Linked DNA regions of Homo sapiens: all the other regions are linked to region 2. Evidence: chromatin loops called from intact Hi-C (ENCODE). Cell type or tissue: sigmoid colon. All regions are shown on one strand.

Region 1 (2,500 bases), 58 kb before region 2:
GGAAAGAAAGAAAGAAAGAAAGAAAGAAAGAAAGAAAGAAAGAAAGAAAGAAAGAAAGAAAGAAAATGAAAATTCACTTTCAGCTGAATTTTGTGGAGTGGAGGAATGAGTGGGGAGGCAGAGTGGGGGGCCAGCAGCTCTGCAGATCAGCCCCTGGAGATGCACCAGGACAGCCTGAGCCCTGCTGGAGGACAGCGTCTGACTGCAGGGGTTCCTTTTAAGAAAAGCAACCAGAGGGCACATTTCTTTGAGGCCGTATCGTGTTGGGCAAAACTATGAAATGCTTATTAACGTTTGAAATTTCATAATTATTTTTGATTAAAAAAGATGTTCTGCAAAGCGATGTCTGTTTCCCATAACTGGCGAGCGTTCCCCAGATGGCCATTCAGCCACCTCAAGAATTAATGTTTTCATGACCCACGACCGCTTTTTCGTGGAGGAGTGTCTCTCCTACAGGTTGCTCCCCAGGATGAGAACAATAAAAGCAAATCTATAACAGCAAAGGCCCGAGGTTAATGTCTTTAACAAGATAATGTTACTTAAGGGAACTGTAACGCAAATCATTCTGAAATTCCATATATTCGCTGCAGCTCCGAAACCAGCTGCACGTGCTGCCGGCGTGTCTGGCCATGGAAAGGCTTGCTTTGTAAGTTACTTATTTTGCTCATGTGTCAGCCTGTTAGTTTAATACTGTAATCACTCAAAATCCCCGTAAGATGTGCGGAAGGTCGTGGATGTGGCTGCGGAAGTTCTTGCACGTCAAGCTGTGTGCTGCCTGCTGTGTTTCCCAGATTCATTGATGCTGATGATCCAGTGGAAGTGAGGCCTTCCCAGGGTGGCTTTCCCCTGCACGAGTGTGAGGTGACACAGGCGCCCACTGAGCTCGCGTTATCATGGTAGGGAATCTGAGCATGACAACCAAAATATTCAGCTCACCAAGCAGATGTTTTGGCTATGCAGTGCCAAACATCTGGCCCTTTGGAAACGGGGAGGGTTGATGGAAATCTTCAGGTTTAATCTAGATTTTGGCATCAGGTAAACACAGGCTCACACTCTGGTAGGTAAATTCAACTTATCACGGATGTGATATTTCTTGAAATCATATGTACTCAACTCAAACCACGCTCATCAGAGCAAAATCTCAGTCACTGAGCAGAAGAGTACGGGAAAGGAGAGAGCTGTTTAAATGTTCGTGCTGTGAGCAGAAACACATCACCGTGCTTTCCTGGCACCCACGTCACCATGACTCAGACGTCATGGTAGGCCAAGACAAAAAAACCCACCTCATGTTGGAAAATGTAAATTCAAGCCATGTGGGATAGCGCTGCACACTCACCAGGACGGCTGTAATAAAAGAGATCAGCAAGTGTGCCGAGTAATGGCGGGGACCTGGGGCAGGAAGGACTTACAGCCACCAGGCCATTACAGTGCAGGGTGAGCAGGGCCATTGTGGAGCTGGCACTCAGGATTGGGAGAGGCATAGATGGCCCTAGAGCACAGCCCAGGATCTTTTGGATGCCCGGTTTCAATCGTTGTGTCGTCCCTTTTAAAAACAGTCCAGGGCCGGGCACAGTGGCTCATGCCTGTAATCTCAGCACTTTGGGAGGCCGAGGTGTGTGGATCACCTAAGGTCAGGAGTTCAAGACCATCCTAGCCAGCATGGCGAAACCCCGTCTCTACTAAAAATACAAAAATTAGCTGGGTGTGGTGGCACGTGCCTGTAATCCCAGCTATTCTGGAGGCTGAAGTAGGAGAATCACTTGGACCCAGGAGGCGGAGGTTTCAGTGAGCCAAGATGGCACCACTGCACTCCAGCCTGGGTGACAGAGTGAGACTCCATCTCAAAACAAAACAAAACAAAACAAAAAACAGCCCAGCAAGCACTGTTGGCTGCCAAACGCATCACTCATGCTTAAGTGCCATCTTCTGTTCCCGCCTCTGCTATCAAGGCAGGGAAGGTGAATGCCCTTTCCCAGCCTTCCTCTTAGCTGGAAAGGCCACAGACTTTGGTTCTGAGTTCTGGCCACTGAGACTTAAGAGACACATGCTAGGGAAACCTCTAGAAAAGCTTCAGCTTTGTGTGTGTGTGTGAGAGAGAGATTGAGAGATTGCTAATGCTGGCCCTTTTTCTCTTTCTCCTTCTGGAATGCAGAGGTACTGTCTGGAGCTGTGGCTGCCATTTTGCAACAAGAGGAAAAGGCAGGAAAATGTTCAAGGTGCTGATTCTCACATCCCCAAGCCCCTGGACCAATGCCAGCAGCCATCTATTTCCAGGAGTCAAATATGAACATATCCTGGATGATTTGGCCCCTCCAAGCCTTGCAGCCTCATCCATTCAGTTTTTTCTCTGGCTCTCTGCCTTTTGGACACATTGACTATCCTAGCCTCTTCAGACACGCTGTTTTTTTCCTCCTCTGCTTTCAACTCCGCATGGGCAGTTTCCCTTCCTGCATAGCATGCTTTTTCTCCCTCCTCCTCTTATTTAAGCTCTCCTCTTTCT
Region 2 (2,500 bases):
AATGGCTTAGACCAACGAGGATTCATGCACCCATTCATTCATTCTTCCGTCCACATTGCCTCCCCATAATACTTGCAAAAAACTGGGGTTCTGTCAGCAAGTAAGAAGGGGGATTGGATGGTGGGCTGACAACCAGCAACGTCTGCCAGAGTCTACCAGACTCATCTCTGATGCTGTCATTTCTGCTATCAGATTTTGGTGTGAGGCAGCACAAAGGCAATGCCATCATCACATCTGGGGTCCATGTTTCCTGTCTGTACGATTAAACCTGACACCAGAATAGCAACTGTCCAGCTCTATCACGAGGTATAATTGAAACAGGACACTTGCTGACCCCGGTTCTTCTCTACCAGATTTTCAACTTGGGGCAAATTACTTAGTCTCTCTGTAGCTCAGTGTTCTCTTCTGTGAAATGTGAATACGTGTAGATCCAAGCATTGACCCAACTCTCATCTCCCTCTCCTTCCTGTATCCACTCCTTTTGCCTTGCACCTTCTCAGTTCCTCCATTGTAGGTTGCATAGACTCCCCTATCCCTTGACTTGGAGAATATGGCTTGGTACTTAACTTGGCCAATGGCATGCTAGCAGGGATGATATAAGCAGGGGTTTGAAATGAGTTTGCAGTGGAGCTTACCTTCTTGCTGCTTGGCCATTGCCACAGAGGATCATTCCCCAGGTGGTTGATGTGCCTTCAGCCTTGGCCCCAGAATGGAAACACATGGAGCACATCTGAGCTCAACCACCAGTGAGAAGTCACGCCCAACTGGGCTTGCACCTTGGGCAGAGCCACCTTGCCCAGTCCACCCTGACTTGACTGAGCTCCCCACCCAATCTGTAGACACATGAGTGGAAATAAATAGTTGCTTTTTTTTTTTTGAGACGGAGTTTTGCTCTTGTTGCCAAGGCTGGAGTGCAATGGCGTGATCTCGGCTCACCACAACCTCCGCCTCCTGGGTTCAAGCAGTTCTCCTGCCTCAGCCTCCAGAGTAGCTGGGATTACAGGCATGCACTACCATGCCCGGCTAATTTTGTATTTTAGTAGAGATGGGGTTTTTCCATGTTGGCCAGGCTGGTCTTGAACTCCTGACCTCAGGTGATCTGCCCACCTTGGCCTCCCAAAGTGCTGGGATTACCGGTGCGAGCCACTGCACCCGACCCATGTGAAGCATTTGTAACACAGCTAGAGGATTTTCCTCCCCAAAGCCTATTGGAATCTCACAGGGGCCATTTTGTTTTCTAAGTTAGCAATTTCCTTTCCTCTCTGCTATTCATGATCTCATTCAATCCCTGTGTCTTCCTTATCCAATCAATATTTGTGTGATTGTCACTCTGCAGAGGAGAAAACGGGCTCAAGGATGGAACTCTTCCCAGGCCGTGCCCACCGGCCACATGGCACAAGCAAGATAGGAATCTAGGTATGCCTGACTCCCGCACCGCCCTCTCCTCCTGCACCTCCTGACCCGCCTCCTGTTAAAGTGAGTCACAGGAAGACAGCAGCCAGAGAGCTGGGAGGGCGAGGAGAGCCTCTACCCCAGCTGTGGAGTCATTAAATGCAGCATTGTAAAAAGATCACTTGGCAAAAGATGAGCGATAAATTAAATTACTCAGATCACACACTCTGCAATCAAAGGCACTGTCTCGGAGAAGCAGAGCACTGGCCTTTCTAAGCTGGGCTCAATTACATGCCACAAGGAGACTCCATTTCACATGGACTAGGATCAAGGACCCCCAGAACAATCCTCAGGGGGCTTTCTGGGCCGTGCCTTTTCCGCAGCACCCCTTCGATGATGGTGGACCCCAACCTTGGTTCCGAGGATTCGCTGGGGAGAAGAGCTGGCCATGTTGCCCTTTCCCCACTGAGTCCTGGTTTAAACGCCACTCTACCCAGAAACCACAAGTTTATGAATCCCAGAAGTTTCGCTTGCTCAGGTCTGGCGGAGAGCTTGGCTGACGTTACAGGAGACATTTTTCTCTGTCAGGCAACAGAATACAGCACAAAGAAGCCAGCTGCGAGGCCTCAGAGCCCAAGTCTCTAATTAAAACAGTGGAAAATTAGATAACTTCACAAATTCATCACTGCCGCCACTGGCTGTCAGAGAAGAGGCTCGGGGCTACCCCCCACCTTTTGTTTATATGCTAACGGGGTCCCTTCAGTTGGCCTTTGCCTGTGTGTGTGTATGTGTGTCTTTGTGTGTGTGCATGTGAGCGTGTGTCTACATTTTATCTTCCTCCTGTTCTCCTCTCTCTGACTTTTCTTTTCTTAGTCCTCCTTCTTCATCCCAGCCAATAAAATCTTCATAGCCAAGTGGTTAACCAAGGAAGGAGAATTTAGGAAAACATTAATTTTTATCACCTTTCCAAGCTTGAAGAGACACTGTTCAAGATGATTTTATGCAACATCTCTTTTAGCTCTTCCAATAACCCTGTAAAGTGGTTCTATCTACTTTATTTTACAAAAGAGGAAACTGAGGTTAGGAGAGCTTGACTCACTGCTCCAGG
Region 3 (2,500 bases), 65 kb before region 2:
TGACTTACCCAGCAGTCTTTCTTAATGGCATCTTGGCCCAGGGAGTCCTGCATATAGGTGTGTAGGTAACTCACTGGGGCCCCCAGTCACTGTAACAAACAAAGCCCTCCCTTATACATTTCTAAATGGGGAGCCACAGAAAGCTCTTTTGAGAATATAACCCAGGCTTCCAGCTTCCACCTGGGCTCAGCTCCTGGCTGACAGCCGGCCCTAACCCACCAGCATGTACTGAGCCATCTTGGAGGTGGGTCCTCCAGCCTCCATTAAAGCCGCCTCAGCTGACACCCAGTGGAGTAAAGACTAGTCTTCCTCGCTGAGCCCCAGCCTCAGCTTCTCATCTGTAAAATGGGCCCGCGAACACGATATCAAATGTGGGTAAAATGCCCTGCATGCACCACATTCTGGAGGTAAGCATGGACAGTGTTATGCGGACGGCAGCTGCCTGTTGGGCAGGCAGGCCCTCCCTCCCTCCTTTCCTTGAAACTTGCTGGCCCCTCACCGTGAGTTCTCAGCCCTGTTTCTGGCATCATAAAAGACAGTCTTTCCGTGAGCAAGCTTCTATCCATGGCAGCTGGTCAAGAAACTTCCTCTGCTCCCCACCCCCAGCCCTTCCTCACGGAGATCCAGCCAAAATGGCTGCTGAGCAGGGCATGGAACAGCATCATGGCTGCCAAGTTGGCCCTGAACCCCCATCACCAGGCCCTGCACACTGATGGCCTGGTGGAGAGGTTGGGCATGGGACCTCGTGGGGGACGTGGCAGCAGCCGGTGGGGGTGGGGAGGGCTAAGTGGGGAGGAGAGACGTGCATGAATAATCTGGTGACCTTTCGTCTTCTGTGTTTGGGCGAACCTAAGACTGTTTACAATAAACCTCAGGGAGATTTTTCATCCATCCAAATGGAACAAAGGTTATGTAAGCAGAAAGACCTCAGGCTCAGCAAACACCTGCTCCAAGGGGCCAAACGGAGGGAGTGCAGGAGAGATGGAGGCCCTTGGTTGACTCATGATCAAGTTCATCATAACAGCGGTTTTATGGAGCTGGAAGGCTGCTGGGAAAGACCGTGAGCACTTCCTGGGGCTTAATCGACCAGGCCACACGCAAGGGAGGGGCCCCAGGGCCCCTGCATCCGCACACATTAAAAGGAGCACACAGCCTGGGACCCCCAAGGGGCTGCCCAACCCTAGCTTTTATTTCAAAGTTACTCTGGGTGTCTTCTCTTTAAAAGCCTGCCTTTGCCGTGGCTGTGAAACTCATGAGCACCCAACGCTTCAAGCCAGGGGCCTGCATATATTTTGGATGATAGCAAGCAGGAAAGCAGGTCTAATCAGGAATAAAAATCTGAGAGCAATTCATCCCCTTGTTATTGTCTTTCTGCTTTATGCCATCCTTGATGACTTCTAGGGAGCAATTCTGCACCCAGCAATGTTTACTTAAAGAGGTTGATCTTCCATCTTTGGGTTTTGGTGTATTTGGCTTATAAGATAGACCATTTCTGAAAATGTGAGATAAACAGTCCATGTGTTCATACAGTCTGTGGAATTATTTATTGAAGACCTTGGCTGGTTAGCAACTGTACCCACTAATGATTTGGTAAGTGTGGCTTAAGCCTACTTGCCAGGGGTTGGGGGGGATTGATTCTTCTTCACCATTTCCCAAATAGGGACACAGGCTTGGTTGTTTGGGAATTATCTTGACATCTAGCTTACACAGTATGAGGCCAGAAAGAAGAGAGGTTATGGTTTGTCCAAATGTCTGCCTCTCATTTTCAGATTCTCTGTTAGTATTTGACAGATTATATTTTCCAAAATAGCTGCAACAAGATCTTCCATCCCAAGGTCTTCTTAAAATGCCTCATCTGGAGGAGGAGCTGTATGTTTCCTTCTGCTTGAATCTCAGCGGGCCTATGACTACAGGCAAAAGTGCAGCTATGTGACTTCCCAGAGCAGGTACCAAAAGGACACACAACTTCTGCCTGGTCCTGTTGGAAACACTCATTCTGAAAACCTATCCTTCTTGTGGTGAGGAAGCCCTAGAGGAGCCAAGGCTCCCAGCTGACATTCAGCACCAACTGGCCAGCCATGTGCTGTGCCATTTTGGAAGTGGACCCTCCAGCCCCAGGCATTCTACCTCTGCTCATGCCCATTTGAGTAGAGATGAACCTTCTTGCTGAGCCCTGCCCACAGTACAGATTTGTGAGCTAAATAAGCAATGGCTGTTTTACATCACTAAGTTTGGGGCTCACTAAGGTCACTAAGATTTGTTACATGATACAGGTATTTCAAATGAAAGCATAAAAATAACAGCCCTAACTATCATTCAGAGAGCACTCCCTACCTACCAGTCACAAAGACACAAGCTTTGCATGCATGACCTCATTCATGCTCACTGACACCCAAAGGGGCAGATGCTGCTCTTTTCTCCACTTTTATAGAAGGAGGAAGCTGAGATTCAGAGACATTAATCCACTTGCCCAAGAGCACATGGCTAGGAAGTGGAAGAG

What was found. Hi-C counts contacts between places; a loop is a spot of excess contacts. Peaks named below come from ENCODE experiments on the same cell type or tissue, not always from the same donor. Only the 100,000 strongest peaks of a DNase experiment are listed, where the experiment ranks them.
Region 1: it touches region 2 in a loop (4-fold over the local background); 3 of 110 quality-filtered maps call a loop at or near these places.
Region 3: it touches region 2 in a loop (10-fold over the local background); 2 of 110 quality-filtered maps call a loop at or near these places.

Annotation. Positions count from the first base shown.
Region 1 is chr16:86,454,106-86,456,605 of GRCh38, reverse strand. No RefSeq gene overlaps it. Among named protein-coding and RNA genes, the nearest start is that of FENDRR, 54 kb to the left of the region's middle. In sigmoid colon, no CTCF peak of the experiment used is centred here; DNase peaks (open chromatin) are centred at 832 and 1,281.
Region 2 is chr16:86,396,138-86,398,637 of GRCh38, reverse strand. No RefSeq gene overlaps it. Among named protein-coding and RNA genes, the nearest start is that of LINC00917, 52 kb to the right of the region's middle. RefSeq lists enhancers at 1,114-1,713, 1,518-2,157. In sigmoid colon, no CTCF peak of the experiment used is centred here; DNase peaks (open chromatin) are centred at 1,477 and 1,977; H3K27ac peaks cover 1,093 bases.
Region 3 is chr16:86,460,884-86,463,383 of GRCh38, reverse strand. No RefSeq gene overlaps it. Among named protein-coding and RNA genes, the nearest start is that of FENDRR, 47 kb to the left of the region's middle. In sigmoid colon, a CTCF peak has its summit at 947; DNase peaks (open chromatin) are centred at 653 and 943; H3K27ac peaks cover 1,914 bases.